Linked DNA regions of Homo sapiens: all the other regions are linked to region 4. Evidence: chromatin loops called from intact Hi-C (ENCODE). Cell type or tissue: IMR-90. All regions are shown on one strand.

Region 1 (8,000 bases), 94 kb before region 4:
GCCTGTAACATACTCAGCACATAGGGCGCGGTGAGGTGTTCATGAGATACACATACAAATGCTCAGTGGATGCTGGTCTCCTTTGTCTTCTCCCTCTTTCCTTCCCCCAAATCCTGGCAGCTTTCAAAGCCACACTCAAGCTGCTTCCTGTTCATGATAGCCTTCCCTGAAAATGCTAACCCAGGGTATCTGCTCCTTCCTGCCTCCCCTCCCACCTGCCAGTTCGCCTGGCCTGGCCTGGATTGGTAGGGAAGAGCCCAAACTTTGGAGTCAGGGTGGCCTGAGTTCAAGACCTGGCTCTGTCACTTACATCGGCTGTGGGACATTGGGCTAGCTGCATCGTTGCATCATCTCTCTGAGCCTCAGTTTCCTTCTTTGTAGCTGAGGGTAATGATAGTATACTTCTAACAGTGCTGGATAATTAGATGAGATTGTGCATGGATAGCTCCTAGTATGGTGGCTAGTATACAGTAAATACTTAACAAATATCCACAATTAGGCTTATTGTTATCAGCATTTGAAGGCTTAAGAATTGCTCAGACTTTCATTCTGGTTGCAAAGGATGAGAGATAGCAAAATTCGGTCCCATTCCCAAAATATAATCAGTCTTGATCATTCGGTAATTAAAAAAAAGTTGGTCAATTCCCAGCTATGAGTGAGAACATGCGGTGTTTGGTTTTCTGTCCTTGCGATAATTTGCTCAGAATGATGGTTTCCAGCTTCATCCATGTCCCTACAAAGGATATGAACTCATCCTTTTTTATGGCTGCATTGAACAATAAGAACACTTGGACACAGGATGGGGAACATCACACACTGGGGCCTGTGGTGGGGTGGGGGCCTGGGGGAGGGATAGCATTAGGAGAATACCTAATGTAAATGATGAGTTAATGGGTGCAGCACGCCAACATGGCACATGTATACATATGTAACAAACCTGCACGTTGTGCACATGTACCCTAGAACTTAAAGTACAATAATAATAATAATAATAATAATAATAATAATAATAATAATAAAAATGTTGGGAAGGTGAGTGGGAAGGGGGAGTTGTCCAATCTCAGAAATGGGACTTGCCCTGGACGCCCAGATGAAGAGCAGACAGAGGGGTTCTTTACAGCCATGTGGTTTTATGAGCCAGCATTAATCACTGCCTGACGATGGCTTCCCCTGATTAGTCTGGGGTCAATGTGTTTGGGGTTTTCACCAGCCGGTCCCTGAAGCCCGCAGCCAGCTCTTTCATGAGCTGCTTGCTTTAGTTTCCACTGACATCCTGGAGACGTGCTTGATAGCTTACCCAGACCTGGGGCTGGAGGGAGACCTGAGCTCTGAACTACCGGGCATGTCCTGGCTCTGCTGTTGTTCTGTGGCCACACTCTGTGGCCCGGGACAAGCCCCTGTCTAGTACTAAAAACTTTTGAAAGCCAATTAACCATTCTGTGTTTCCTTACATGTAAAACAACTCGGCCTTACAGGGTGATCGAGTCCATGGATGCTGAAGTGTTCTTTTAAAATGTGCTCTTCTTTATCAAAAAGTACAGATTAAGAAAAAAATCTTAGTCTCTTTTCATTTTATCTGGAAGGGATTTTCCCCCCTAAGGCAACAGCTTAGAACTGTGCCTCTGAAACTCTCTATGGCGAAGGATCAAGGTTTGTTTGTTTTTTACTTATTGCAGAGTGATTTGTGGTCTCTCTCATGTGATTAGAATGTAGCGCATACCCCATGAGATTTCAGTGTGAGTCTTACCACAGTGGAATTCTGTTCTGATATGAGTTCTCATCCCATCACACAGTTGCATGTCAAATTGCTGTAACATTTTCCCAACATATATTCTCAATTTCTCAACTTTTTTCATTGGGTCCAGGTCACAAAGACTGTGCGGAAGAGCTCCAGTCCACAGCCCACACTTAGAGCATCTCTGGCCTAAAAGGTGACATTGCACTAACACTCGTCACACCTGTCCTGCACCCTGCACCGTCCTGGGTGCAGGGATGTTACGGTTTACAGGACAGGCAGGGTGTCTGCCCTCATATCTAGGCACAGAAAAAAGATAATCTGTTTGCAATAAAAGTTGTTAAAGAAACGAAAAGAAATAAAAAATGTGATAGGATGGCAGGTGACATCTATTGTAAACTGAATATCTGGAGAAGGACTATTTGGGAAGAGCAAGGAAAGAACCTTTCAGAAAAGGAGCAGGACGTGCGAAGGCCCCAAGGAGGGCAGGAGCTTGGTGTGTTCTAGCACTGGAAGGAGGAAGTCAGAGTGTCTTAAGGTGTTGAGATGTTGGGAGTGAGAGCACAGTGATGGGAGCCATGGAGGAGCCTGAAGGATAGGGCCATGAAGGGCTCCAAAGGCACTCCTTTTCTTCCAGCAGATATTCAATTAAATGCCATGCTTGCATTTTTAAAATTGTTGAACCTTCTACAAATTGTATTAACATATAGAAATCATCCAGCCTCTTGTTACTCCACATGTAAGGTTCTGGGGACCAGTAGCATCAACATCACCTGGGAGTATGTCAGGCGTGCGGTATCTCAGGATGGCCCTGAACTTGCTGGATGCATTCTGATGAGCTCCCCAGGTGATATCTACCCATGTTGAGATTGTAGGAGCCCTGATCTGGTGCATTGGATCTTGAAGGTGGCTGCACGGGGAGTCATTTAAATGGTCACATCTGATGATTTGGATTTTGTAGTCTGGAGCTTCTGACTCAATGGTCTGGGATGAGACCTGGGTATGGAGACCTTCTGCAGGTCCCGGGGATTCCAGCGAGCAGCTAGGGTGTAACCTTGTGTGAGTCACTTGCTCTCTCTGGACCTGTGTCCTTTCTGCCCTCCTCAGGGTTTCTCTGATCATTTACTTGAGATTTCTCTGGTTGCTTTTGTTCAAGGTTATATAAAACCAGTTTGGCTCTCCCTCCTAAGACCAATAGGTTTCAGCATTTAGGCAGAAGAGAGAAATGTTTCTCTGCTCTCCTACAGGTTTGCAAAGGGCATATCCCAGGCTACTTCAAGGGAAAATGAATATCTTGCAGATGGAGATAAGCACTCAGAATTTTGAGTGATAAACTATCTCCTGTTCAGAAGTGAGGAGCCCAAATGGAACAATAAATGCCCCTGTACTAGAGCTGCAAGGCCTCTTGGGGTCCATATGAACACCTCTACCCATTTCATGGATAAGGAAAACCGAGGCCCAGATAGTCTTCATTTCTCAACATCACATGATATAAGGGCAGGGCTAAAACCACAGCCACTCCTGTCATTTTTGTGACCTTGAGCTCTTGCCACCCCATGTTTGAAATTCAGAAACACTTGACATGGCTAGTATTTATGAGGATAGGAAAACAACTGCTTGGTTGGGGAAGCTCTCTTACCAGTTTCTGGGTGACTCCAGGGGGAGCCCACTCGTAGGTGATGGTGTCAAAAGTGGGATCTTTCCCAGTAGCAATAGGGTTGGTCATGATCATCCGGTTCCTCTTGTAAATCCGGATGCCGTCCCCGCCTTTCACCCGAGCAGTGAGGGTGGAATACTTGGAGTCCATCAGCAAGCGGCCAATTTTCCGATCGTCTTCTAGGTCAGATGTTAGGCAGTGGTCCTCTTGGCTGCATTTGCAAGACTTGCATATTTTCCTGGGGGTGGGTGGATGGGGACCAGTGAGATTAACCTCCAGGAAAAAGAGGCACATTCTCCTGCTAGCAGCATCTACCCTTTTGAAAGCAAGCTAAAACTTTAAGTTGGAAAAACTAGCAGCGGACAAATGGTAACCTGAGACAAAAAGGCCTTTGGAATTGGGAACTGCATTTGGGAAATGACAGTGTTTGTATTAATCTATCAGTGAGGAATGTAGGATATAACTTGTGCTGGTAAAAAGAGTGGTATGTTTTCCCTCCTGGTGGTTGCCACGGCAAAGGCTGATTTGTTCATCAGAGATGCTCTAAAGCTGGGCTGGAGTCTGTGTGGCCCATAGCCTAAACTTGGCCCACAATCTGCTCTTGTAAATAAAGTTTTATTGGAACACAGCCATGACCACTCATTAACATATTGTCTGTGGTTGATCTGGGGCAACAACAGCAGAGTTAGTAGTTACAACAGAGAGTATCTGGCTTACAAAGCCTAAAATATGTACTTTCTGGCCCTTTACAAAAAAAGTTTGCAAACTCCTGCTCTAAAGAATTATTAAAATTGTTTTCCAAGATCATAGCCTCGGAGCTTCAGCAACTTTTAAACTCTTTAGCATAAATACTGCCGTTAGAATGCAGTGAATATTTTCTTCAAGAAATTTGTGAACAGGACCCAGCAGGGAGAGAGGTCAGAAAACCCCTCTGGCTGGGGAGATGGATGTGTATTGGGAAGGCTTTGTCAGAAGAAGGAAACACATCCTGGGGAGGGTTCAGATTTACTAAAAAGCCTCATGCTTCTCTTTGACAATTAAAAACAAAAATCTGTGGCTACTTGGTGTCATGCTGTTAAGGTTTAGAAATCAAGAGAGTTCCACGGCGTGAGAGGAAAATCGCTCCCCTCCCTTTCCGGCCTGTCACCATGGGCAGGCTGTGCTGGGTCTCAGATGCTCTTCTGCATGCAACTTGAGAGCTTGTACAGTAAAGTGAGCAATGTCAAGGCCAACTGCAGGGATGAGGGAGGCCCAGCAAGGGAGGTCACTGCAGCTGAATGATCGGCAAGGCTGAGGGAACCCTCCTTTTCCCTCCTACAGTCAGGAGGTAAATACGTCTGATCGAATATCACAAACGTTGATTGTGGGGCTAGTGGGGGCAAGCCCTGATGGTCTAAATTAGTGGTTCTCAACTAAGGTCAATTCTGTCCCAAAGGACAGAATTAGCAATGTCTGGAGACATCTTCGATTGTCCCAGTGGGGTAGAGGAGTGCTATTGGTGTCTGGTGGGTAGAGGCCAGGGATGCTGTAAACATTCTACATTCCACAGAATAGCTCCAACAACAAAGAATTATGAGGCCCAAAATGTCAATTGTGCTGAGAGGTTGGGAACCCCTTACTGAATATGAAGAGAAGAAGGCCTTGTTGTGACCTTTAAGGAGCTTACAGTTGGGATGGGACAGGGAGAGAAAATCAGATGGAAATTATATAAAGTAGAATACATTCAGGGCAGAAGAGAGTTGCCTAAAATCTGGGAGTAGTTCTACTGGCCTGGGCCAGTTCTCCAGGAGATTAGTATGTGGTACATAGAAAAAGGCTTGGTGCTTAGTGGTCATGAGTTTGGAAAACAGTGGGTTAAGGGAGGTTAAACACCTCTCTTTAGTGCAAAGCTACTCCTTTGACTTTGATACGGTGATGTGCAGCATGACATTTTGAATGCTACTGGAGAAGCTTGCAGTACAAGTTCACATTCAGTGGGCTGCAATTTGAGAGATGTTAAAATTGACAATCTCAAGGATGTGTTCCAGTAGCAAAAAGGAGAAAATGACCCTCAGGGTGCTGCAGGGAATAAATGAGAAGGTTTTCCTTCTCAAAAAAAATTAAATAAATAAAAATAAAAATGGGTTGTTTTGTTTTGCATTTTATTCACAATCAATAATATTCTCTTGCTTATCCATTTTCAGAGCCAGGCATGAGAAGCCTGCTTCTTTAAGAAGACAGGCACTAGGCAGTATCAGGGGAGTGAGAACAGCAGGGCTGGAAGTGGAAGGAGAAGGAAGAGGCAGAAAGTGAAGGAAATCCTGGCATAGAGGGACATGGAGGAACCTGACTCTTCAGTGTCCCATCTGACCTTCTGACCTCCCCAATACTTTCCATAAATGGAACTAGATGAGGAGGCTGCGCATAGCTTTTGCAGTTAATGTGGAATTTCAGGATGATAATTAGAGAGGCTGGGAATGCAAAACATTTCAAAACAAAAAAAAGTTAACAGATCTGAGATGTTCCTTGAAATGGTGTCAACACAATTTCTCCTTTTATTCACACTCTTCATGTGGCCAGGCACATTTCTAGGACTTTATACATGAGTGATCCACCCCTCTCACCCCACCCCACTCTTTCCAGGTGCCCAGATTATAGAGGACACAGGCACACCCCAAAATATCCTCAACGGTATTAAAACAGCCATTTCTGTAATCTGTCATTGGTAATCTGGGACTGAATTCTGTCCTGTGATGATTAGTTGAAGGGCTTTCCTATTAAACCATGTTGGTTGGCACTTTGGTCATTTAAATGTCTTACAAACAATTGAGAGTTTAAAACCTGGAGCATAAAAAAGTTTAACAGGATTTCCCTCCTAAGCTTCTGTGATGTTACTGCTTCAATTTGAGTCTAATTTAAGTCCCTATTTGGATTCTTCAAACCAAGGATGACACTTGATATGCAGGACCTGCAAGCTTCAATCTGTATTTCTCAAAGACAAATTCACTTGATGTTCAAATCATTTGTACGATGACAAGAAAATGGAGGGATTAAAACAATGCTAAGAGACTTCTGCTTGTTGCCATGAAAAATAGGGTCCAGAATTGTCCTCTCTTCCTGAACAACTGGAAAACCAGAAAAAATATACCAAATGATCATTTTCAGATGTTGGACAGCAGGGAGCACAGGATTGAGGTCCTTGAGAGAAGGGAAAACTGATTGAATTGACTCGGTGGGTGCATTTAGATAACATTTTCCCCTGGCTCAAGAAATATAAAAGGAGACGTCCTAGCTGTCTTCAAATTGCTGAGGAGGAATCAACGCTGTCCTGAGATTCAGGACCAGTGGGGTTGAAATGATAAGGAAGTTGACTTTCTTTCCAGGCCAGAAAGAGCTCAAATGGCCAAAATATAGTAAGTGTGGAGAACTCCTCCTAGGAGTGTTTAAATTATAGAAGGAGTTTTTGAAGGGGATAGAAGCCTGAGTTGGAGGACCTTGAAGGTCCCTAGCAACCAGAAGACGGTGCGAGCTCCTCTGAGGTTGGGAACTGTCAGGGAATGGAGTCAGGGAACAGTGTTCTGCTCTGAAAGCTCATAGCCCTGTGTACTGCAGAACGATTAGGAGCATGGGATTGGGATTCATGCAGATCTGAGTTCAAATCCTGCCATCTGGTAGTTGTTGCCCCATTGCCTACCTTCAATGTCCTGATCAACAAAATGGAGATACTAATACCTACTGCTTAGGTTTATTTCAACATTTAAATAAAAAAGATTTCATTCAGTTCATACGTAGTTATTTTTATAATTCCCATCTCATAATGGAAGTCAGTATTGCTGCGAAAACACCTTCCAAACTTTGTCCCCCCACTGAGCGCTCAAGGCAACGCTACAGCAGTGGTGATAAAAACTCTTTCTTTGCTATGTGCTCCACAGAACTTAACTTTCCTCTCCCAGGGCCGCAGGGACAGACTTACAGTCTGTTCCCTGCACACTCCAGAGGTGCCATCCACATAGATGCTGACATGAATGCTGCCCAGGGACGCTGCATTGTGGCAGCCTCATTCTTAACCTCAGAATCCTCAGTGGAAAAAAAGAAAGAAAACCTCTGCGAATCCAACTCCAGCTGGATCTTATGGTCCTCCTGTGCAGATATGAATACCAGGTCCTGGTTTTTAAGTACTGTGGACAGAATGACCTCTCTTTCTGTCCCAGGGGCCACTCTAGACCAAAACCCATCCACAGCGAAGTTGGTGCAGTGAGGGGAGATCACCCCATCCACCAAACCCCGAGGCATACCCCAAAGGCACAAGGGACCAGCTAACCTCTGCTTGGGTCTTCCCAGAGCAATTCTTGCTGGGCTGGGTTTGGTGGACTCTACCTTGAAATGGTTTAGGAAGTGCTAAACTCCTTCTTCACATCTTTACTGCCCCCGCCACACTCCCCCAAGGACTTTTTTCGTTTCTGAATTGGACCAAGCAGGAGTGCCTTCCCTCTGCAGCCATCCTTCCCTGACAACGCATACAACCAAAGCAGTCTCAGCGAAGAAAGCAACCAGGGTTCCCCGAGAGGACAGCCAAGTAACAAAGGCAGACAGGGACCCTCCTGACAAAATCTGTTACCTCCATGAATG
Region 2 (8,000 bases), 120 kb before region 4:
GGCAAACTGCTCCTCTTATCACATCCTTCAAGGGTACATACTGTCGCCCTCACTTGTCACTGTTGCGGTTGACTTTGACCTTCTGGTGGAGGCAGTGTTTGTCAGATTCTTCACTGTAAAGTGACTCTTCTCCCCACTTCCATACTATCCTCTTTGGAAGGAAGTCACCAAGCCCTCCATGTCTAAAGAGTGCTCCATCTCCTCCAGGGCCAAGTATCTACATAAGTTATTTGGAACCCATGCATGATTTTGGCAGATCCCCCAAAAGGACTCCATGTATGTTAGCTAACATTATTTTTTAAATACCTATGGAATTATCTAATTTATATCTGTTCTCTCCACTAAGCGGCTAGCTGCAGAGGGCAGAGAGAGGCTGCTTGGTTGCAGCTCTGACCCAGGACCCTCTACTGGGCCCCGCACACATAAATTCCCCATCAATAGTTGCTGAATGAAGGAATGCTCCACCCTGCCATGAGGCCTTTGCCGTTGCTGTTCAGGATGTCTGGTACATTGTTCCCGTTCCTGTTTGCCTGATTAACTCCCTTTCATTCTTCAGATGTGAGACTTAAAGATCTTTGGTTCTGGGAAATCTTCTCTGACCTCCTTCCAGGGGCAATTAAGTCCATAATAAAGCTTCTCTGCTTACCTTTCTCTGTATGGTTGTTTGATACCTGTTCTTTCTACACTAGATGGAAGCAGGAGCCACATCCAACTATGCTTGCTTTCACATCTCCTCGGTGCCAGGCACATAGTAGATGAACAATAAATATTTGGAAACCTCTGCCCTCCCACCTCATACTTCCTACTTAGGGGACAACAGATGAGTGTGGAAGACACTAGCAGATGATGCATCTGTCTGCACCTTAGAGACAGGTTTAGACTAAGTGCAGCAGAGAGCTGGGCTCCAGAGACAGTTGTGGAAAGTTCTTGGGAGCTTTCAAAACACTCTTGCCTTTCAGGGGCTCATCCATGTTTACTGAGCATCTACTGTGTGCTAGGCCCTGGACTAGATGCTGGGGATACAGCAGTGACCCAGGCAGATAATGCCAGAGCCTTCAGGGAAACTGGAGCTTTGTGTGTGTGGAGGCAGAAAATAAATATATAAAAAAACAGATGAGATAATCATGGAGTGTGATAAATACTAGGAAAACAATCACAGGGTAAGGGAATGGAGAGTGACTTTGGGGGTGGATAGCAGGGACCACCTTAGCAGGAGAGGCCTCTCTGAGGGATGAGGGGCTCTAGGGATCAACCACATTCCTATTTATCTCACAGCAATCCTCTGGATAGGAGATGTAGGTACACAGGAAATGCACTCATTTTATAGATAAGACCAGCGAGGCCCAAGGAGACAAAATAGCTTGTGAAGGGGGGCACAGCCAAGAAACAGAGCTGGGATTCAAACTGCCGCCCTTGGCTCTGTGGCTTTCTATGGGAACTGAGCTGGGTCGGGTGGGGAGACTAAACTCAGGGAATTGTCTGAAGGGCTAGGAGGGCTCCCAGGAGAATGCATTCTGGCATGGCAAAGGAGCAGCATGCCCAATGGCTAGAGGTGAGAAGCAGCTTCCCTACAGGGCCTCTCAGCAGTTAATGTAGCCAGTGCCTGGCTGTTTGTCATCCTCTTTCCATCTGGGGCTCCTTTATCTGTCTTTTACTGCCAGTAACATTTTCACTGGCCTGCTCAGAAACCATGACAAGGTGGACCTCAACTCATGTTGTTCCTCAGCTTCAGTTAGGATTGGGGCTTTGTGGGGAGGGTGAGTGTGCCTGGGAGAAGTTCTCTGTGAGAGCTCTAGATTTCTGTCTTCTGCCAGTTCCCAGGAGCAGTGAAAGTTGCTAAATGCTCATTCATTCACTGGTTCATTCAGGTATCCATCCATCGCACATTTATAACTTGCCTATTCTCATCCTCTAAAGAATGGGAACTTGACATTCTCAATCCACACAATCTTTTGAGTCATTTTGGAGTTATCCCCTGCTCCTGTAAGCCCCGATGATGATGGAAACGACAATGGCTGTCATGTCCCTACAGCGTGTCTGCATCCAGCACTGTGCTCAGGACTTTGCTCGCATTACTATTACCCCTTACATAAGCCCGAGAGAGTTATTTCTCCTTCTAGAGTTATTTTTCTATTCGGAAAATCATTATCTTCTCTCTTAGAAATTACAAAACTGAAGGTCAGGGAGATTCAGTGATTTGCTCAGTAATGCACAGCTGATGGGAGGCAAAGCTAGGATTTGAACAAAGGCCAAACCTGACTCCAAAGCCAAAGTTCTTTCTACTCCATCATGTGGACTTGAGATCCGGCATCAGTAAGCTACGGCCCATGGCCAAACCCAGCCACTGTCTGTTCTCGCAAGCCCCATGAGAATGAAGACTGGATTTTACATTTGCCCTCCAATTCAGTGAAATGTTTTCTCCCAAGAAAGAACCCCTTCTGCTTTTCTCATTAGTAGACCTATATTGGAAAAAAAAAAAAAAAAACTCTGTGCTCAATTATTATTATCTTTTGAATTTCATTTAAAAAACCCATGGAAAGTTGTTTTCTCTCTTGTTACATAAAGTGCCCACATGATATTGCAATTTTGGCTCTTGGCTCACATCTCCTAAAATATTTATCACCTGGCCCTCCAAAGAAAGTGTTTGCTGAGCCTGGCTTTAGATGCTAATTTAAACTTAGTAAGTATCAACTATGTTTCAGCCAAAATAGAAATATTTACTTTTTTGCCATGTGAAGACAGGGAAGCACATAAGAGTTTGCACACTTACTATTCTTAACTTATATACTTTGATTACATACTTAATATACTCATATATTGAAGAGGAAATAAACATTAAAATGGTGAAAATTAGGAAAAGAACACTGAATAACAAGGAACGTCATGTACTGATAGCAGTTTCTGAGCGTAGGAGCTCTTGAATGACTGCCTATATAAGGAATGTGTTTGGTCAACTAGATATATCTTGAACTGGATCCTGACTGTGCCTGATAATGTTCCTTAGAACATGCTAGATTTGTGGTTTCAGTTACACCCCCAAGAATGAGTGGTGTGAGTTTTTCGCTCAAATGAAAACCCTGTTCCTCTTCACATGATTGAGACTCAGCTGGCTTGGAGCCCATCAGGGGGTCTAGACAAAAAATCAGTGACCAGTCATCATCTACTTATTTTCACCCTCCCTCCTGCATAGCTGGGAACTGTAAACTCTTTGGCCAGGGCTGTCTGAATACAAAGTGAGTTGTCTGTCTGGCTTCTTATTTCTACAGAATGAAATTTCCAGCTCTTTCCCTCCCACACAAAAGGGACTTCGTGTCAGTTCACCAAACTACACCCCATTGGGTAACACCATGATATATCAATGGGGCTCCCCACTCCACATTTACAAATGTGAATTGACATGAAAGTAGGGAAAGGGAGAGGGATAGAAATGCACCTGGATTGGTCTGGGGAGCACCGGCAGGCACCCTGATGATACACTGAAGGAAGGAGGGGGATATCAGGTCCAAAAGGCAGTTTAGGGTGATCATGGGTGGCTTTGAACCCAGGTTATGGGTTGGGACTTCACTCTGGAGGCAATGGGTAGCCACGACTGGTTCTTTTTAAGACATTTTAAAAATATTTAAATTTTTTGTAGAGATGGGGTCCCACTATGTTACGCAGACTGGTCTTGAACTCCGGAGCTCAAAGGATCCTCCCGCCTTGGCCTCCTAAAGTGCTGGGATTATAGGCATGAGCCACTGCACCTAACCCGTTACTGGTTCTTGAGATGAGGAGTTCAAGGTTCTAATTTGCACTGTAGGGAGATATTCTCGCAGCAGTATGAAGGAAGGAAGGAAAATTCTTGTTCACAGAGCTTGTTTGCAACCTTCTCATCCGTTGGAAAGCACTTTGTGAAGCCCCTCTTGGAGGAGCATTTCTTCCCTCACTGTTCTCCCTAGCATCCCTGGCTCTTGGACTGGTTTCTACCAGTAGCCAGCCCCTTTAAGCAAACAGTATCATTATCACTCCATGAAAACAAGATGTCCAGGTAAGGAGCCCTCTCAACATGTGTCAGGATGAAATGTGCTCTTCTTGCCTCTAAGCCATTTTCTGTATCCTTAACTCAGTCATCTCAAAGGATGAGAGACCTGAGGTTGTCCTGGATCTATCGTCTGGTGGTCCCTCAGCCACGAGAGACAAGCTAGCAGCCGAGAGTCAGAATGCCAGCCTACTTGGGTCTCATCATCCTGGCCCTTTCTCAGCACAAACTTAGTCTCTCCCACAATTCTTTGTAGCGAGGTTTGCAATTTCTAAATTGCAACAGGTGGCTGAGAGGGGAGATACCAAGTCAGACTGCCTGGGTTCATAGCTGTGTGACCTTGGGCAAATGAACTAACTTACCTGTGCCTCTGTTTTTTCACCTGTTGAATGGCGATAGTAATGATAGCAACCTCATAGGATTGTGGTGTGAGTTAAATGACATAATGGAATTTTTGGACTTTATAAGGGCTCAATAATGATTTGCTAAAATCTCGTGTATTCCTTAACTCTGCCCACCTTGCAGGCTAGAAATGTAAAGCCCAGAGGGATTAAACCACTTTCCTAAAATGACAAAGATATGTTGAAGGCAGGTTTGGAGGCCTGGATTTCCTTCCATGATACCAAGGGCATGTAGACTAGCAGGAAGTCATTCCTGCCACTGATGAGCTCTATTTTTTCCCCTATCAGTTCTCTCCATTTGTGCAAGGCCAGAGAATCGAGTCGTGTGAGTTTTTCATCATTTGCCACTGCTCCAGACTCAGCTCCACTCATCCCCTGCTTGGAGGGCCTGCTCCTCCCCATATCTGATCCTGCCCCTGGAGACAGTGGTTCTCAGGGTTGAGCCTGCCTCAGTATCCCCTAGAGGGCTGGTTAAAACATATCTCTGCTCCCCCACCGCCACCACCTCCCCACAGTGTCTGATACAGTAGATCTGGGGTGGGGCACAAGAATTTGCAAGTTCCTAGGGGATGCTGGTGTGGTTGGGGCCACACTTTGAGAACCGCTGTTATAGACTGTTTAAAAATAACTTTATACATAAGCTCAGCAAAACTGATATCACCAATTCAGTTCAGTTACAACAAAGGCTCATTTGAATTCCTGGGATGTTTAAACTCAACACTATTTTTTAAGAAAGACCAATGAGGCCATTCTCAGGTTACTTCCCCTATTAAGGAGCTAGTATGGTCAAATGGAAGTTCTTTGGGACTATGGTAAAAGGCATGGAGAAGAATGCTTTATAATTAGCATATCAGTTGTTTCTTGTTCATGTTCCCAAATATCTAAGATTGGAGCTTGCTCGTGAGAACGTTTCCAACATTTGTCATGTGACCTTGTTTGCAGACTATTTCCCACCTGGGTAGAGGATGTGTGAAACAAACCTTTCAGAAATAGAACAAATGGGAAGTTTCTTCCTGTGCCAGTAAAGTGTTGCCTTGTTCCTTATTCTAATGGCATGAGATTCTTAATTGAAATGAAAGATTTTGAATATTGGGGCCTTTGCAATTTGTAAACACCTGCCTCAAGAAAGCTGAGGAACATTTTAGATTCAGCTGCTCAAAAGCTAAGACCCTGCAGAGTTGTGGGGTTCCCTCAGCCATGGGTGTTTAAGTCATGTTGGCAAATTTCTTGGATACCCTTCCAACCAACATAGAATTTAATTCCTTTTCCATGAATATGGTCCCACCTTAGTGACTCAATTCTATAGAACAGAACATGGATGAAGTGATGCTATGCAGCTCCCAGGGTAGTAATAAAGGCAGTGTTTTCCCCTGGGCTCTCTCTCTCAGTACACACACCTTGGGAGCCCTCAGCTGACAGGAAAGAAGTCTTGGTATCCTGAAGCTTCCATCTGAGGGCAACCACGTGGAGAGACCTCGGAGGTCAAGGAGGTCAATGGAGGGTCCCTGCTGTGTGTGTCTTCCCAGCCTCTAGCTCAAGCACATGAGTGAACGAGCTTCAGGTGATTCCAGTCTCTGGCCTGCAAGCTCCTCCAAGTGACACCGAATGGACAGAGACAAGCTGTCCTCACTGAACCCTGCCAAAATGGTGATTTGTGAGCAAAATACATGTTGGTTTCAGCCATATGCCTTGGGATGCTTTGATATGCAGCCCTAGGTGACAGAAACATCAAATGTGTACATGCAGAATTATTAAGGTTTCTGAAATAGGAGTAACCAAGACACAAAGTGTTTTAGGCAACAGCAGACTCGGGACAATGGCCAAGGGTTACTCAGCTGAAGAACTGTCTCGAAGGACTGAACTGTGTTGGCCTTCAGAGAGGGATCAGCAGATATGAGAAGGCTCTAAATCAGCAATAATCTCTGTCTCGGGTTTGCCAGAAGTTCTGTCTGAATTGTGTTGTTTTCCTCCAAAAGGCTCTTATCCAAAGGCCTATCCAGTCTAAACCCAGAGTGCCTCGTGGAAATCTCACTACTACAATACAGTAAATATTAACACAAGGGCCTTGAATTCAGGCACTGGGTTCTTTCCAACACAAATACTCAACAATTTGTTTATAAACAGCATCTCTCCATTTCCTCTTATGGTGACTATTTACCATCTTTGCTTTGCAGCCTCATGTATCCCAGAGGTTTTTATGTGTGTGTTTCTTTCTTCTGTAGTCTAACATCATTTCTGGCATCTTTAGCTCTCTTGAGTTCTGTTTCCCCACACTGTATAGTCTTCCCAAGGCTCCCTATGGTGCAGAATGGGCAGGGTGGGTAGGCAACGGTTTGGGTCATGTGCTTTGGAACATGGTTCATGCCATGGCTTCATCACTGGTGAAGCTCTTGGAAAAATCATCCAACCCTCTGAACCTCAGTTTTCTCATCTGTAGCACATCGTGGCAGGCCCTGGCTCATACGAAATGCCTTAGCCTGGTGTTGGTGGTCACTACTGTTAACTGACCCCTTCACCTTACATTTCTTCTTGGGGCAGATTATCCATTATGGGGCTCTCTGCCAAGCAAGGCAAAATATTAAACATTTCTAACTGAATCTCCCTCCCTGGTTATGTGATGAAGTGAGGGAGATGGAAAGGCTTCATAAATGCTACACGTGTAAGAGAACATCAGTGTGGGTTGTTCTCAAATCCAGCTCTGACAAGCATGGGCCCAAGGACTGGCTCCTTGCAAAAGGATGCTGCTTGGTCCACAGCTGAGCAGGGACGGAGTCTCAGATGTGTTCATTCCAATTGCAACGGCTTTGCCCGGGGCTTAGAACTGCGTGGGTGCTCCAGAGATGGGAACACCTGTTAATTAGAGTCTGTGTCAGGTTTGGAGTGAGGCAGGTCTGGATCCTAGTTCTGGATTAACTACTCACCATCTAGGTGACTAGACAATTTCCTCAGCTTTGTTTTTTGAAATTTTTGTTTTTGTCTGTAATCCACAGTAGCAAATACATTACACGTCCTGATCCAACACACACACACATACACACACACACTCCTGAAAAAAAAAAGCTTCCTGGAAAAATATTTACTACTCCTGAAACACTCTTCCCTTTTCAGTTAAAAAAAATTCTGGTTGTAGTCCACTAAATTGATGTATTACCCACTGACGGATTGTGACCTGAAGTTTGAAAACACTGTTTAACTTTGCTAAGAGTGTCTTTTAATTCCCTTGTTTGTAAAAAGGAGGATGATATACTTTGTAGGATAATTCTTAGGATTAAGTAAAATAACATGCAAAATATCTGGCACAGTGCCTGGCATAACCTAGGTAGTCAATGAATGGGAGATGACAGCATCATCATCATCGTCATCATTTAGCTCATATTAGCAAAACAAAATTGAGTAAAACCAAAGAGATTAATAAAAAGCTAAAACTATTCTTTATGATTCTTCCAGTTCAGGGGTCAGCAAACTGCATCCATCTGTGGGCCAAATCTAGCCCACCGCCTGTTTATGTAAATACAGTTTGATTGGAACACAGCCAGGGTCATCTGTTTAGATATTGCCTATGGCGGCTTTAGTGCTTCAAG
Region 3 (8,000 bases), 180 kb before region 4:
TGTGGGCTGGGTGGGGGAAGGGTGATCCCCATAGAGATATTGGGGCACTGCCAGCAGAAGGAGGACTAGGTGGTGGGCAGGTACAAACAATGCAGGCCCACCACAGTCTACCTCCAGGAGGAAGGGGGTGCAGGTGGGAGCCTCTGGAAGCCACCAGGACCTGCAACTGATCTGGGGGTACGGACTCTGTGCCTTTCTCAGATGCAGCACTTGCTCAGGGAGAGGGAACAAGACCTGCGCCACCTGCAAGGGGGAGAAGAAGCTGTTGCACTTCATCCAGCTTGTCATCATGTGGTATGTGGCAGTGTCTCAATGCTGTGGCATGCGGGGGTGGCTGAGGGACTTAGCCCTGGACTGGCTTCTGCAGAGAAACTGTGGTTGGTTGGGGCTTTCACAGTGCAAGAACCTGCCAGGACTTAGAAGGGGGAGAATTCCCTTGGAAGAGGCAGTGTGGGGTTGTGGGATGCTGACTGGCTTTAGAACAGACAGACCTCAGTCCAAATTCTGCCATCACCACTTTCTAGGGCAGCAGCCGCTCCACAACTGAGCCCTTCCCGTAGGAATAGAGCCATAGCATCCTGCTACGTCCCTAAGTCAGTCAGGGCTTCCGTGCATTAAAGGTTTCTCCTGTCTCAGGCACCTTGCTAAGTGCTTTGTAGGCAAAGATGAAATGAGGTAATGGAGCTGAACTGTCACTCTCCTTACTAGCTTCATTTTACAGGTGAGGAGACTGAGGCTCAGAGAGGCTACAGAACTGTTGCAAGGTCCCTCCAGTAGCAATTCAAGCCCTCAACCCCAGGTCTGTCTGATTGCAAAGGCCATGCTTTTAACCTGCCACACTGTGTGCTTTCATCCCTCATCCTCCTTCCCTCCAGGAAGAACAGCTTGTTTGAGTTTGTGTCTGAGCACCGGCTCAACTGCCCCAGGGAGCTCCTTGCTAAAGCCAAAGGAGAAAACCTCTTTAAGGATGAAAACTCGGTGGTAAGAGGGCATTGTAGATGGGAACAAAGGAAGCTGGGTTCCTCCTCTGCTCTCGTGGGCCTGGGGCTGCTAGCTGTGTGTGCAGGCTGCATTCCTTGGAAGGACAGGTTGTGTAGGAGCAGAGCTCCCCAGACATGGATAAGGCTGTGGGGAGCCTGGGGGCTGTCAGTTTCCTTTTGACTTTTACACACTCAGCCCTCTGTCCTTCCCCACCCACCATGCCGTTCTTCCTTCCTAATACTCTCTTTCTCTCTTTCCCTCCCTCCCTTCTTCCTCGCTCTTTTCCTTCCTTCCTCATCCCCTCCTTCCCTTTCTTCCTCATCCCCTCCTTCCTTCCACAAATCTTGAGACCCTCCTCCTATATCAGGCACTATTCTTGGCCCTGGGTAGACCATGGCAAATAAAACAAGGACCCTGCCCTCATAGAGCTTACAGTCTGGTGAGGGGACTATGATGGACCCTTTTATAGCAATGTCAGATGGTGAAGGGGCACTGAGAAACATTCAAGCAGGGTAAGGGGCAGGGAGGGGTGGCAGTGTCGTTCCAGCTGGAGGTGGGAAAGCCTCTTTGTGGAAGTGACCTTGGGCACAGACCTGGATGCAGGGCAATTGGGGAGTGGACCTTGTGGCGTGGGAGCGAGGGGACAGTGGGGCAGAGGCCTTGAGGACTGGCAGAGGGCAGTGAGCAGGGCAGAGCTAGGAGCTCAGAAGTGAGAGGTACCTTCAGCCAGAGGAGAGGGTCCTGCGGGCCAGGAGTTGGCACACCCAGCCCACTGCCTGCCTTTGTCGATAAAGCTTTATTGGAACACAGCCCCACGCATTTTCTGACAGGTTGTCTATGGCCGCTTTCCTGATGGTGGGACAGAGCTGGATAATGACAGACTACATAGTCTGAAAGCCTGAAGTATTTACTATTTGGTTCTTAGCAGAAAAGGTTTTCTCACTCTGCCGTTGGCCTTGGCAGAGAGATTGGCTTCAATGGGACTTCTGATGGGGGTCCTCAAACTATAGGGAGGTGTGTCAGCCTCCTTTCTTTGCTCCAGTAATTTGGCTTTTTAAAGGCTCACCTCAGGCATCCCCCCACCAGAAGCCCTGCACCCCACTCTTCCATTTGAGTTAGGGATTTCCCCCTGGGCTCAGCTCAGACTGAGGACCATCCCTAGGCGTCACTGGCTGCTGGCAGCTCTGTGAGCTGACCCTGCCTGGTGCTGAGCTCTGACCACCGTCTCACCCTCAGCGTCCACAGCAGCACTGGGCCCAGGTGGACACTTAGGAGGAGGGTGGAGGAAGGAGCCACAGTTCCACAATGAGGGGCAGAACAGGGAGCCCCAGGGGAGGGCTATGCTTGCCCTTAATATGTGGAAGGCTTTCAAGCCTGGCAGAAGGGGATCTGGGGGCTTTGGGGACCGAGGAGATGCCCCAGTGCCCGGACTTTCTGTAGGTTGAGTGCAAGCGCCTGGGCTTATTTGTGGTTCATTTTGTATCCTCAGCTCACAGACAGTGCCTGACCCTTAGAGGGCGGTTTGAATGTGTACATGAGAAATGAATCTGAGTTCCTTTCCCGCTACACGTGTACAGACCCCACGAGTCCACACTGACGGGGACCACACCAGCCATGGTCACTGCCTTGTCCTGCACCTAGCGCGGTGCCCGGCACACAGGAGGCACGCAGCTGGGGTATCCAGTGGGCTGCAGGTGATAGCGTTCTCTCTCTGACTGCAGGCCCCCTGTTTTCCTGTTTTTGAAATTCCTGAGACCACACCGTGGGTCCCTCTCTCAGCCCCCTTCTCTGTCTGGCTCTGGCTCTGGCTCTAGTCAGCCCCAGTGACTTCCAAGGCTCCAGGTGCGGCAGCCAGGTGGTCTGTGTCTCTCTCTCTTTCCCCCAGGTGTACCCCATCGTGGACTTCCCTCTGCGAGACATCTCTCTTGCCTCCCAGAGGGGCATTGCAGAGCACAGCGCTGCCTTGGCCTCCCGTGCCCGCGTCCTGCAGCAGGTGAGCCAGGGCGGAGGGGCCATCTGGCTCTGACGTCTCTTCCTGGGCTGCTGAGCCCTCTTTCCTGAGAACGTCGGAGCGGAAGGATGAGGACGTAGAGGTGAGGGAGGTCCCGGGGGAGGAGTGTGGGAAGGGGTAGGGCCTGACCTAAGGCCCCAGGGCATGGAGCAGGGCAAGTAAGACGCAGAGGCAGGAAGGACCGTGGGTCGCAGGAGAAGTTTGCATTTTTATTCCCAGAAGCGATTGCAGGGTTTTAAGCACGAATGTGGTGTCATGGGATTTTTGATTCTGACTCCCTGGTGTTCAGATAGGGGAAGAAAAAGGTGGGGATTGAACGTCACAGGCCTGGCTGGAGCCCAGTGTCTTGCCCCTGAGGCCCCTGGCACTTCCCAACCCCCAGCCCTGTCTTCTCCTGGCCTCTGTGGTTTTGGCCGCTGTATCCTGATGGCCACAAGGTGGCGGTGGTGGCTGCTACATCCCCAGGAGCAGCCCTGAGTAGCCCCTTCTGCTGCTGCTGCAGCCAGCCAGGGGACCCTAACGTGGGAGGTTGGCCTGATAATGTGCTTTGCTGGAGCTGCATGAAGTGGGACAGCAGCCGGGACAGGAACCTTGCAGACTGGGCTGAGATCCTGCGTTTCCTGCATCCCAACATGATCCTGGGCCAGCCACTTCCCTCCTTCAAAGCCAGTCTCTCACCTGCGAAAAAAGACACTAAAGCACCTCAGAGGGTTTTGCAGCAAAACCCTCGAAATGTGTTTGGCACCCGGTGCTCAAAATGTCCCTTTCTGTCCTTTGCAATGGGCATTTCCCCTTCTCTGTCTCTGTCTGCACATCTCCCTGATTTGTAGGAGAGAGAAGATGCATTTTTATCTACATGAATACGGATCATCTTGGAGCTGGAAGGGGGCTGAGAAATCATGCAGTTCAGGCACTGCAAACTTACATGCCTACCAGGGCCAGGCAGTAAGGAGGGTGACAGAGCGTCATTCAAAGGGGCCTGTCGACACTCAGCTTTCTGTAGGCACAAGACCCAGTGTTTCCAGACTGTCTGAAGTCCAGATTTTTAGATGAAAACTTGTAGTTTTTCAATATTTTGGCAGCTGGGAAAACTGAGGCCCAAGGAGGGGAAGTTACCTGTCCTAAGTCACACAGTTTGTTGGTGGCAGGTCCAGGACTAGAACTCAGGTCTCCTGAGGCCCTGCCTCTGCCAATACAGCCATTCCGGGAGCCAGGAAGGGTAAACCAGGGGGCAAATACACATTTTTCTTTAAAAAGGAGTATAATGGGAGTGGAGGTCACTTCTCTGAATCTTTTTTCTAATTTTGCCTTTGGTCCTAGAGCTGTAACAAAGATTCATGCTAATATTTTACTCAAGATGGAGAAGTTAGAGCCGAAATCCAGCCATGAGGACATAGCTGGCTAAATTCCATCTCCCAGCCATGGCCATGACTCTGAGACCTGGAATCTGCTTATTGCAGGGGCTCAGCTGCACAGACAGATAAACAGCCAATTACGTGATGACCACTTGATGGCAATTGATGTCTTGAGCAATTTGTGGCCTCAAACTTCGAGACTTTTTGAGCCAGAAGCAGATAGAGGCAGGGGGATTGCGGGGGTTGTGGGGGGGCTGGTATTGCCATGCTCTCCATTGGATCTTAATAGAAAAATCTGGAAACAAGAGTGGTCCTGACTTCAGTGTCCAGGCCTTCTGAGCACTGACATTGACTCCCATCTCCTTGTGCCCTTTAGTCCCTATTTGGGGTCCTTTGCACTGAAATTTCAAGAGGCATCTTCCAACTTTTATTTCCGAAATTGTCATTTGGATTCCAGTTTCTGGCATATGAAGAAAACTCAGTCACCGGGGTCTTATCTGGTTGTCTCAACAACTCTGTGAAATAAGAGTTTTTATTCCCATTTCACAGATGAGGAAACTGAGGTCTAGAGAACTGGAGCACAAGATCACATGGAAAGCTGTGTGGAAATTTTGTGCCCTGACTCTGATTCCCCTCTTCCTTCTGCAATGTCATGCTGCCCCCTGGCCTCTCCTCTGACAGAACAGGGGCCTGCCTCTCAAAATACACCCCCACTGCCCAGATCTCCAGGGATGGCCAGGGCAGTTTTTCTGAAATGGAGAGAGAAGTCGAAGCAGCCAGATGGCTTCAGCCTCAGCCCCCCACCCGGCCTGGTTTACCTCTTCCCTAGGGTCTTCAAGCTATCAACTACAGCAAGAGGACTTGGGGTTCTTTTCCCAACAGGAAGAATTCCCTGCAAGTAAAGAGGGCCTGACCCTGGGCCAATCATGCCACCTGTCCCTGGGTTTGGGTCCCCACATCTGAGTCTGGGACAGGGGAACATCTTGTGCAGAAGAACTTAGGGGTTTTTGCACAGAGCCCGGCCCACAGGAAGTCCACAAGAAAGCTTGGCTTAGATGATCAGGAGCAACATTCTTATGTCAACTACGAAGTGTAGTTGCCAGTAACAAAACAGCACCAGAAGCCAGTACAGATGGGAGCCTAATGTTTGCTCCCAAGGTGGGCTGCTGTTTTCTGTTCAGGGCCTCATATTGCAGAAAGTTATTGAGTAACTGCTCAGAGAAGGGGCTGGAGAATGAGGGACTTAGCATCTCCCTGTGGGAGGGAATGAGGTCCCCATCCTGAAAATAGCCTGGCACAGCCAACTAAGCTTTCAAATGTCTTCGGGGTCAATGTTTTATCTTAAAATTTGATTCAAATGTTAGAAACCGCTTCCTAATACCTCTGTGGTTGTTTTAATACACACATGTTTAAACCGACTTTATCCTCCACTGCCCCCCAGCACTCCATCTAAAAATTAATGCTTCTGGAAGTTGTCCTACTTGGTTGGTGACTTTCCGTACACCCTGGAACTCCCCTGGGGATGCCTGTGCCCACTTGGTGAAACCTAGAATCAAATGGTAGCTAAAGATGAGAAGTCGGTTTTGGCCAGAGCTTAGGGTGCGTGAAGGAGCACAGTAGGAGATACATCTAGAAAGGCAGATTGAAGGCAGATTGTAGCAGGGTTTAGAATGCTGTGTTAGTCTGTTCTCATGCTGCTAATGAAGACATATCTGAGACTGGGTAATTTATACAGGAAAGAGTTTTCATGGACTCACAGTTCCCATGGCTGGGGAGCCCTCACAATCATGGCGGGAGGCAGAGGAATGGCAAAGGCACATCTTACATGGCAGCAGGCAAGGCAAGAAGAGAGCATGTGCAGGAGAACTGCCTTTTATAAAACCATCAGATCTCGTGAGACTTACTCACTATCATGAGAATGGTATGGGAAAAACCCACCCCCACGATTCAATTACCTCCCTCTAGGTCCTCTTATGTCACATGAAGATTATTATAATTCAAGGTGAGATTTGGGTGGGAACACAGAGCCAAACCATATTGAATGCCAACTCCAGAGCAGGACCTTTCATACCACACACAGTAGGGAGCTACTGAAAGTTCCTGAGCAGGTGAGTGACTTGAACAGAACACTGACATTTTCCTTGGCTATTTGTTTCCTCAGCGCCAGACCATTGAGCTGATCCCCCTCACAGAAGTTCACTATTGGTACCAAGGAAAGACTTATGTCTACTACATCTATGGCACTGACCACCAGGTGTATGCGGTGGACTATCCTGAGCGGTATTGCTGTGGCTGTACCATCGTGTGACATAGCATGGCTGTCCCCAGAGCCTGCCATTCACGTTTGCCAAGGAAGATGGCCGACACTCTCTGAGTGTGTTCACTGTTGGCTGCATTGGACAATCACATACAAACCCTGGCATGTCCTTCCAGAAAAACCAGCTTATCATCTATCAAGCTCCAACCCCTTATACAGCTCCTCTGGTGGAATCCATGACTCATATGTTTAACCTACAATAATTCAGCTATACACATTCCTGTAGAACAAATGAGAGAAATAATTTAAATGGCAAGGACTTTGCCTCTGGTCTCCAAGTTAATGCCCCGATGATGCGTGTGATTTGATTTTGCTTTTTCCCTTTGTCGGTCTTGGTTCTGGTGTGCTTCTTCTAGTGGGAGCCTCTTGACGATCTGAGTATTACTGAAATGTTCAAGGATACACACAAATATCTGGCCCTAATGCACAATAAATACTGCACTTAGGCATAAAGTGCAATATGTTACTGCCCATTCTGTGGATCAGGAATTCAGACACAGCCACAGTGCGGATGATTTATCTCTGCTCTGTCATGTCTGGGGCCTCACCTGGAAGATTTGAAGCCTGGAGCTGCTCAAGGGTGGGGCCTGAAATCATCTGAAAGCTGGTTCACTCAGATATTTGGTGGTTGATGGTGGCTGGTGGTTGGGACCCCTTTAGGGAAGCTGTCAGGTGGAGCACATATATGTGGCCTCTCCACGCAGCAAGAGCTTCCTCACAAGATGGCAGCTCTGAGAGTGTGTGCCCCTCATGCACGTCCCAATTGAAGAAATAGAGATCTGTTTCACAGCTGGAGAACAAACCAGCTGTGTTGGATGGACCAAGGGTCTGCATGCCAATCTCTAGTGTGGTGTCTATGTAAGGAATTTAGAGAGTGTTTTCGAATAGTTACAGTTTTTTACATCACGGGCTGACCTTAGAGCCTGCCCACTGAATAAGATGTGAACTTGATGCTCTGTGCACCCATCACAGGCAGGAGCTCCCACCTGGTGGTATAAGGCTGGGTGGGGGGTGGTGCTGGAGGGGATGCTCTGCAGTCCTTTTGCCGAGTCAGCTTTGGAGAGGTGGTGCTGGGCTAGGCAGGTCTCTGTGCATCTGGTTGTGGGTAACCATAGACCTTCCGTCATCTCATGATGCCTGCCCCACACCCAGAAGGGGATTGCTACAGCAAGGAGTGGCCTCAGGAAGCAGCCCCTCAGAGGGCCATTGGTGCACTCTCTTGATCCCCAAATCCCCTCACTGGGATGTGGACTTAACAGGCCTAGTTGAGGGAGGCTGGGGAGACTGAGGCCATCCCCCAGGGCATCACTGATAAATGATATGGAAATGAGCACTC
Region 4 (8,000 bases):
GTTCCTGAATAGATATTTCTCCGTAGCAGATCCACAAATGGCCGGTAAGGGTGTGAACAGATTCCCAATGTTATTAGTCACTGAGGAAATAAAAATCAAAACTGCAATGAGATGATACTTCACACTCACTGGGATGGTCATAATAAAAAAAGGAAAATCACAAGTGATGGTGAGTATGTGGAGAAATTGGAACCCTAATACATTGCTGACTAAAATGTAAAATGGTATAGCCTGCTGTGGAAAACAATTTGACAATTCCTCAATAAGTTAAACACAAACTTATTATGTGACCTAGTGATTTCACTCCTAAGCGTATACCCCCAAGAATTGATAACAGATGTTCAAACAAAAACTTGCACACTATTGTTTATGGCAGCACTATTAACAGTAGTCAAGAGGTGGAAATAACCTACATCTATCAGCTGATGAATGGATAAACAAAAGGTGATCTAGAATAAATCACTGGTTCATTCTACAACATGGATGAACCTTGAAAACATTTTGCTAAGTGAAAGAAGCCATATGCCAAAGGCCATATATTGTATGATTTCATTTATGTGGAATATCCAGAAAAGACAAATTAATAGAGAGAAAAATCAGATTAGTGGTCGCCAGAGACTGAGGGGAAGCAGGAATGGGGAGTGGCTACTGAATGAGTATGGAGTCTCCTTTTGGGGAGATAAACAATTCTGGGACTAGACAGTAGTGATGGTGGCTCCGCATTGTGTATGTATTAAATGCCCACTGAATTGTCTACTTTAAAATGGTTAAAATGGTAAATTTTATGTTATGTGTATTTTACCACATGCATACACAAACCTTTCCCAGGTTACAATAAGGCATGGCCATTTTTGTTTCAATAGGATTTGTATAGATTCTTTAGATATGGGTGTATTTTTAAAACTATATAGACTATTATGAGTTTAACACCACAACTGCCCATAGTGTGATCTGTGGATCAGCAGCATTTCCATCAGCTGGGAGCTTGTTAGAAATATAAGTTCTTGGATCCCTCCCCAAACCTAGTGAGTCAGATTTTCTGGAGGTGGGCTCAGCGATCTCTGCTTTAACAAGCTCTCCAGGCACTTCCTATGCACACCAATGCCAAGTTTGAGGAGTATTTCTTTACGATTCACTAGGCCATTGGTTCTCAGCTTTTAGTGTGAGTAAGAATCAACTGGAGAGTTTGTTACACAGGCAGGTTCTTGAGTCCAGAGACTATGATTCCTTACATGTGGATGATGTTCAGAAACCTGCATTTCAACAGGCATCAAATGCAGGTGGTCCAAGGACCAATTTCTAAAATGCAGAAATAATGAAGAAAATTGATTTTTCAAACTTTATTGTGCATGAGTGTAAACTGGAAAGTTTGCTAAAATTGCAAGTTTCTGGGACCTGCCTCCAGATGTTCTGATTCAATAGGTCTAAGATGAAGACTGAAAACTCACCTTTTTAACCAATCACCTCAGTTAATTCTGAGGTCAAGAGACCACGTTTTAAAAACCACTGCCCCAGACATGAAGCTCCCTGAGGACAGAGGACAGCTTTCAAGTGATCTTGCTAGGCTAGAGCTATGGCTTCAATCTAATAAAATGGAATTCACTGGAATGGTTTGCATGTTCAGGACTTGAGCCCAGATCATCAATTACATCAGTAAAAAATCCAGGAGATGTGACTTACCTGCCATTCACGTAAAAGATACAAAGCAAAAAGAATCCCTCTGTGGTTGTATTCAGTGTTATATACTGAGGAAGCTAAGACAGACTTAGGCTTACTTAATAGAAGTGTTGTATCTAAATAGTTGGCATTCAAACTGTACACAGAATATCTTTAATTCTAGATGTTACACACTGGAGCGGAAAGTGAAACTAACATTTATTGAGGCGACTACACATTTATCTTATTTATTAAACTATTTTATTCCATTGAATGCTCATCCTATTACATAATCTTTAAAAGATTATACCCATTTTAAAGGTAAGCAAAATTGAGGCTGCCATGAAGGAGAAGTAGCTTGCCCACTGATTTTCTACTTTTCTCCAGAGTACCTTGACATCTCTTTTGCCACCAGCACTGATAGCCTCTGTGCTGGGAGATGCTCAGTACAGTCAAAGGGGATTGGTTCCAGGGCCATTGCGGATACCAAAAACTGCTCCTGCTCAAGTCCTTTATGTAAAATAGCATATTTGCCTGTAACCTATGTACTTTAGATTACTTATAATACCTAATACAATGTAAATGCTACGTAGTTAGTTTATATTTTATTTATTTAATGTACTTTACAATTCGTATTATTTGTACATTTTTTGGAGAATATTTTTCATTTGGTTGAATCCGCAGATGTGGAACTCGCACATATAGAGTGCTATAATCCCACTCTAGCAAAGTGTCCCAATGCCCCACTGTAAGCCCTGTCATATTGGGAGGTCATCCTTTGTAACATGGGAACGAAGCTGCACAGCTTCTGAGTTCAACATTTCCTCGTGGAACGATTCCAGCCCAGCGCTGGGATGACATACTGTTTGCTTTGCGTCTCTGGTATGTGCCTGGTGAAATATTTACCAACTGGTCCGCTCTGTCCACAGAGCGGCCGTGAGACTGTCTGTGTTTGCTCCAGTCAGCTTCCTGGCTCAGCCTGTTTCCTTGGCAACGGCCTTTCCTGTCAGCAGCCTTGAAGGAAGGTATAAAAGAGCACACTGTTAGGAATTGCTGTCTGGGGCCCAGCGGGGTTAGGTTTGCCTCCTGGATCCTTAACAAGGAAAGAGGAGTAAGTTCTTCTCTTAAGCATTGCCACTTGCTTTTCCTGTGTCCTGAAAACTATCTTTTCAGCTTTGTGTGTTACATCAGCCAGGAAGGTTACACTATGTGATCTGGTGGGAGTTGGGGACGTGGGGGGGATGGAGGAGGAGGCATTTCCCCACAAAGGACTGTAATTGAATCCTGTGATGGTTTTGTAGTGTAATAATCTGATTTTGATTTGTCAATTATTTTCTCTTCTCTTAAATAGCTCTCCCACATTTTCCTTCTCTGCTTTATTCAGACCTAAACATTCCTGACTTAGGAAGCTTAATGTCCCCCAGAGTGCCTTCCCCGACCACTGCTTTACCCCACCAACCTGAAGCCACTGAAGGTGTTCCTAAACCTTCAGCGGACTGAATTGCTCCTTTGCTCTGGAATTTCTGGTGACTCCCTGTTGCTACCAGATGAGCCCCAAGACCCCTATGATGGAATCCGATGTTCTCATGCTTGAATGAGCCCAGCACTGCCCAGTGGAGGTGATTGTAAGCCATATATGTCATCTTAAATTTTCTAGCAGCCACACTAACAAAGTCAAAACAAATGAGTGAAGTTAATTTTAATAATATATTTTATTTAGCTCAGTATAACCCAAATATTATCATTTCAACAGCCAAACAATGTAAAAATATTAATGAGGTATTTTACTTTATTTGCTCCCACTGAGTCTTCAAAATCGGTGTGTATTTTACACCCACAGCACATCTCAGTTCAGACCAGCACATCGCAAGTGCTCAGGGGCCTGTGGCTCTGTATCTAGCCCCTGCCTACCCTTCCTGCCTCTTCCTGCTCCACCTTCCCAAACCCTACAAGTTTCCCAGTCCCTCACATGCATGAAAACTTTTGCCATCCTGTGACCTTCTCCTGCCCTTTTGCTCCATGCTGTGCTCTTGCACTTCTCATTCCTGTTGCCTGGCTGCCCTTCTGTACTTGAACTTCTATTCATCTTTTAAACCCATGTTTAACGTCTTCTTTTTCCTTCCCTGTTTTATCTGTCCAGTAGCACCTTGTGTGTATCTCAGATATAACACTAAGTGTGTTGTATTCTGATTATTCGCTTAGAGGTCTCCTCTACCACAGGGAGCAGTTGTAAAGGCAAGGGCATGTTTTGGTCACGTTTGTGGCTCCTGGTAAATATTTGAATGAATGCATGAATGAGGGAATGAGGACATGGAAAACTGCTTTGGTGCTGATGTTAGGATGTTCCAGTTTCTCTTCTGCTGTATGAGGAGCAATGCTTCATTCCAAACTACTGTTGTCCCTGTACTTTTGGTGTTTCACTGGGAGAGTTTGAGCTTAGCTGAGCTTTCTACATCTCTTCATGTGCTGTTTTTCTTTTTTCTACCTACATTCTCACTCACTTTCTGTATCAGACAACATATACACTCAGATCTTTATCCAATGCCCAATGACATTGAGAAGCTAAATAGGTTGATTTAAAACCACACAAAACACTCCCCCTCGGACTCCCCCAAATGAAGTGCAACCTATACAATAAACGTCAAAAGTGAAAAAACAAACCCAAACCAAAACCTTCTGCTGTTTCTGGCAATCCAGGTTACTGTTCTCCACTACTGGCTATTATAATTTGCTGCTGTAAAATCAAGGAGTAATTATATTAGAATAATGGAGTTTAATGAACTAAAGAAATGCCCTGGTCTGCCTTGGAACCTGTGGCTGTGGTGTTTCTGTAATGGTGGTAGCGGGTCATGTCCCTGGGATAGATGTCATGGTATAGATGAAAGAGCCCAGGTGGAAAGTCAGAGAGTCCTGGCTGCAATCCTAGTTCAGCCCCTTCCTAGCTGTGTGGACTTGAGGAGGTAACAACCTCTTGGGCCCTCAGTGCTCCCACCTGTGAAATGGGGATAGTGGTGGTCCTGCCCTGCCGGGCATGTTCTGAGAATTAACTAAGATGCTGTGTGTTTGAGATGCAGGCGCCAGGACACCAGAGATGTGGCGTCTCCTTTGGTGACAGTTATAAAAGTCAGTCCTGCTTTACCTAGAGTGATCTGCATGCCACATTCCTTAGCTTTAAGACTTTTCCAGGGCTGAGTCCAGGAATTCTTTGGGATCAAGATTCCTTGGCTTCATTTCTCCGTTTCTAACGGGTTTTGTGTTTGGTGACATCTAGTGGTTGAATGAGGTTGTTGTCAAAGCTGAGTGCAAGGCCTCAAGTTTTCCCTCCCTTCTTCTCCACCTTCCCCAACCCCGGGGTCGCATTCCTGAAAAGCTGCCTCCTTTATCTGTCTTTCTTCAGTTTGCCTCCATGTGTCTGTGGCTCCATCTCTCTCTTGAGTCAGGCAGCATCCCAGCTCCAACACTCCTCAGCAGTGCAACCTGAGTGGCCGCATCCCCCATTTCCTCCCCTTTGGATGAGCACCACTTGGTGACTAGAGTAAGAAAGTGAGGCTGATGGCTCCCACTGTATCTCCCGTCTCATCAAAGTGTTCCTTTGCCTATGTTGACTAAAGAAAAAAGAATTGAGCCTCTTAATTTTTTTTTTTCTTGAGATGGAGTCTTGCTCCGTTGCCCAGGCTGGAGTGTAGTGGTGCCATCTCGACGCACCGCAGCCTCCACCTCCCGGGTTCAAGTGATTCTCCTGCCCAGCCTCCTGAGTAGCTGGGTCTACAGGCGTGCACCACCATGCCCAGCTAATTTTTGTATCTTTTTTTTTTTTGTTGGAGAAACGAGGTTTTGCCATATTGGCCAGACTGGTCTCAAACTCCTGACCTCAAGTGATCTGCCCGCCTCGGCCTCCCAAAGTGCTGGGATTACAGGCATGAGACACCTTGCCTGGCCACCTTAATGAATTAAAGTTAGTTCTATTCAGAAATCTTGCTGAGGGCTATAGACAGAGGCCTATAGGCTGGGAACAGCGCTGTCAGAGTTGCTTCTGCAATGCAGTATTCCCATTCACAGTTTATATACAGGTGGTGAAGATTCAGGGCGTTCAAAATCACATCAAAGTTTGGGTGTGAGAGTGCATCTGATGACAGATTGCAGAGGCATAATCACAACACCCCGCCCCCAAGCCAGACGTTATCTTACCTATAGGGCAAGGCAAGGATTACCATCATTCATCTTTTTTTTTTTTTAAATTAATTTATTTTTTATTGATCATTCTTGGGTGTTTCTCACAGAGGGGGATTTGGCAGGGTCACAGGACAATAGTGGAGGGAAGGTCAGCAGATAAACAAGTGAACAAAGGTCTCTGGTTTTCCTAGGCAGAGGACCCTGCGGCCTTCCGCAGTGTTTGTGTCCCTGGGTACTTGAGATTAGGGAGTGGTGATGACTCTCAACGAGCATGCTGCCTTCAAGCATCTGTTTAACAAAGCACATCTTGCACCGCCCTTAATCCATTTAACCCTGAGTGGACACAGCACATGTTTCAGAGAGCACAGGGTTGGGGGTAAGGTCACAGATCAACAGGATCCCAAGGCAGAAGAATTTTTCTTAGTACAGAACAAAATGAAAAGTCTCCCATGTCTACCTCCTACTACACAAACACGGCAACCATCCGATTTCTCACTCTTTTCCCCACCTCTCCCCACTTTCTACTCCACAAAACCGCCATTGTCATCATGGCCCGTTCTCATTGAGCTGCCGGGCACACCTCCCAGACGGGGTGGTGGCCGGGCAGAGGAGCTCCTCACTTCCCAGTAGGGGTGGCCGGGCAGAGGCGCCCCTCACCTCCCGGACGGGGCGGCTGGCCGGGCAGGGGGCTGACCCCCCCACCTCCCTCCCGGACGGGGCGGCTGGCCGGGCAGAGGGGCTCCTCACCTCCCAGTAGGGGCGGCCGGGCAGAGGCACCCCCACCTCCCAGACGGGGCGGCTGGCCGGGCAGAGGGGCTCCTCACTTCCCAGTAGGGGTGGCCGGGCAGAGGCGCCCCTCACCTCCCGGACGGGGCGGCTGGCCGGGCAGGGGGCTGACACCCCCACCTCCCTCCCGGATGGGGCGGCTGGCAGGGTAGAGGGCTGACCCCCCCACCTCCCTCCCGGACGGGGCGGCTGGCCGGGCAGAGGGGCTCCTCACTTCCCAGTAGGGGCGGCCGGGCAGAGGCGCCCCCCACCTCCCAGAGGGGGCGGCTGGCCGGGCGGGGGGCTGACCCCCCCACCTCCCTCCCGGACGGGGCGGCTGGCCGGGTGGGGAGCTGACCCCCGCACCTCCCTCCTGGACGGGGCGGCTGGCCTGGCGGTGGGTGACCCCCACCTCCTTCCTGGACGGGGTGGCTGCCGGGTGGTGACGTTCCTCACTTCTCAGACGGGGCGGCTTCCGGGTGGAGGGGCTCCTCACTTCTCAGACGGGGCGGCCGGGCAGAGACGCTCCTCACCTCCCAGACGGGGTCGCGGCCGGGCAGAGGCGCTCCCCACATCTCAGACGATGGGCGGCGGGGCAGAGACGCTCCTCACTTCCCAGATGGGATGGCGGCCGGGAAGAGGCGCTCCTCACTTCCTAGATGGGATGGTGGCCGGGAAGAGGTGCTCCTCACTTCCTAGATGGGATGGCGGCCGGGCAGAGACGCTCCTCACTTCCCAGATGGGATGGCGGCCGGGAAGAGGCGCTCCTCACTTCCTAGATGGGATGGTGGCCGGGAAGAGGTGCTCCTCACTTCCTAGATGGGATGGCGGCCAGGCAGAGACGCTCCTCACTTCCCAGATGGGATGGCGGCCGGGAAGAGGCGCTCCTCACTTCCTAGATGGGATGGTGGCCGGGAAGAGGTGCTCCTCACTTCCTAGATGGGATGGCGGCCGGGCAGAGACGCTCCTCACTTTCCAGACTGGGCAGCCAGGCAGAGGGGCTCCTCACGTCCCAGATGATGGGCGGCCAGGCAGAGACGCTTCTCACTTCCCAGACGGGGTGGCGGCCGGGCAGAGGCTGCAATCTCGGCACTTTGGGAGGCCAAGGCAGGCGGCTGGGAGGTGGAGGTTGTAGCGAGCCGAGATCACGCCACTGCACTCCAGCCTGGGCACCATTGAGCACTGAGTGAACCAGACTCCGTCTGCAATCCCGGCACCTCGGGAGGCCGAGGCTGGCGGATCACTCGCGGTTAGGAGCTGGAGACCAGCCCGGCCAACACAGCGAAACCCCGTCTCCACCAAAAAAATACGAAAACCAGTCAGGCGTGGCGGCGCCTGCCTGCAATCGCAGGCACTCGGCAAGCTGAGGCAAGAGAATCAGGCAGGGAGGTTGCAGTGAGCCGAGA

The links. A loop is a pair of places that touch in the nucleus more often than their neighbours do. Peaks named below come from ENCODE experiments on the same cell type or tissue, not always from the same donor. Only the 100,000 strongest peaks of a DNase experiment are listed, where the experiment ranks them.
Region 1: it touches region 4 in a loop (3-fold over the local background); 6 of 110 quality-filtered maps call a loop at or near these places.
Region 2: it touches region 4 in a loop (4-fold over the local background); 8 of 110 quality-filtered maps call a loop at or near these places.
Region 3: it touches region 4 in a loop (18-fold over the local background); 95 of 110 quality-filtered maps call a loop at or near these places.

Annotation. Positions count from the first base shown.
Region 1 is chr3:8,532,815-8,540,814 of GRCh38, reverse strand. LMCD1 (LIM and cysteine rich domains 1) reads right to left here. Exons shown (of 6, transcript NM_014583.4): 2 at 7,990-8,000; 3 at 3,375-3,630. Among named protein-coding and RNA genes, the nearest start is that of LINC00312, 35 kb to the left of the region's middle. RefSeq lists an enhancer at 4,235-5,203. In IMR-90, a CTCF peak has its summit at 3,787; DNase peaks (open chromatin) are centred at 1,714 and 3,914; H3K27ac peaks cover 2,054 bases.
Region 2 is chr3:8,555,867-8,563,866 of GRCh38, reverse strand. All of the region lies in intron 4 of LMCD1 (LIM and cysteine rich domains 1), which reads right to left. Among named protein-coding and RNA genes, the nearest start is that of LINC00312, 12 kb to the left of the region's middle. In IMR-90, no CTCF peak of the experiment used is centred here; a DNase peak (open chromatin) is centred at 3,066; H3K27ac peaks cover 1,767 bases.
Region 3 is chr3:8,618,523-8,626,522 of GRCh38, reverse strand. It overlaps SSUH2 (ssu-2 homolog), which reads left to right. Exons shown (of 12, transcript NM_001256748.3): 9 at 202-294; 10 at 876-981; 11 at 2,867-2,974; 12 at 6,509-7,137. The coding sequence ends at 6,655. Among named protein-coding and RNA genes, the nearest start is that of SSUH2, 22 kb to the left of the region's middle. RefSeq lists silencers at 2,857-3,236, 3,326-3,620 and an enhancer at 3,053-3,673. In IMR-90, CTCF peaks have their summits at 3,431 (motif pointing right) and 4,472 (motif pointing right); DNase peaks (open chromatin) are centred at 3,442, 4,432 and 6,812; H3K27ac peaks cover 2,008 bases.
Region 4 is chr3:8,439,128-8,447,127 of GRCh38, reverse strand. All of the region lies in intron 3 of LMCD1-AS1 (LMCD1 antisense RNA 1), which reads left to right. Among named protein-coding and RNA genes, the nearest start is that of LMCD1-AS1, 59 kb to the left of the region's middle. RefSeq lists an enhancer at 5,824-6,341. In IMR-90, a CTCF peak has its summit at 4,929 (motif pointing left); DNase peaks (open chromatin) are centred at 1,077, 2,607 and 4,907; H3K27ac peaks cover 2,367 bases.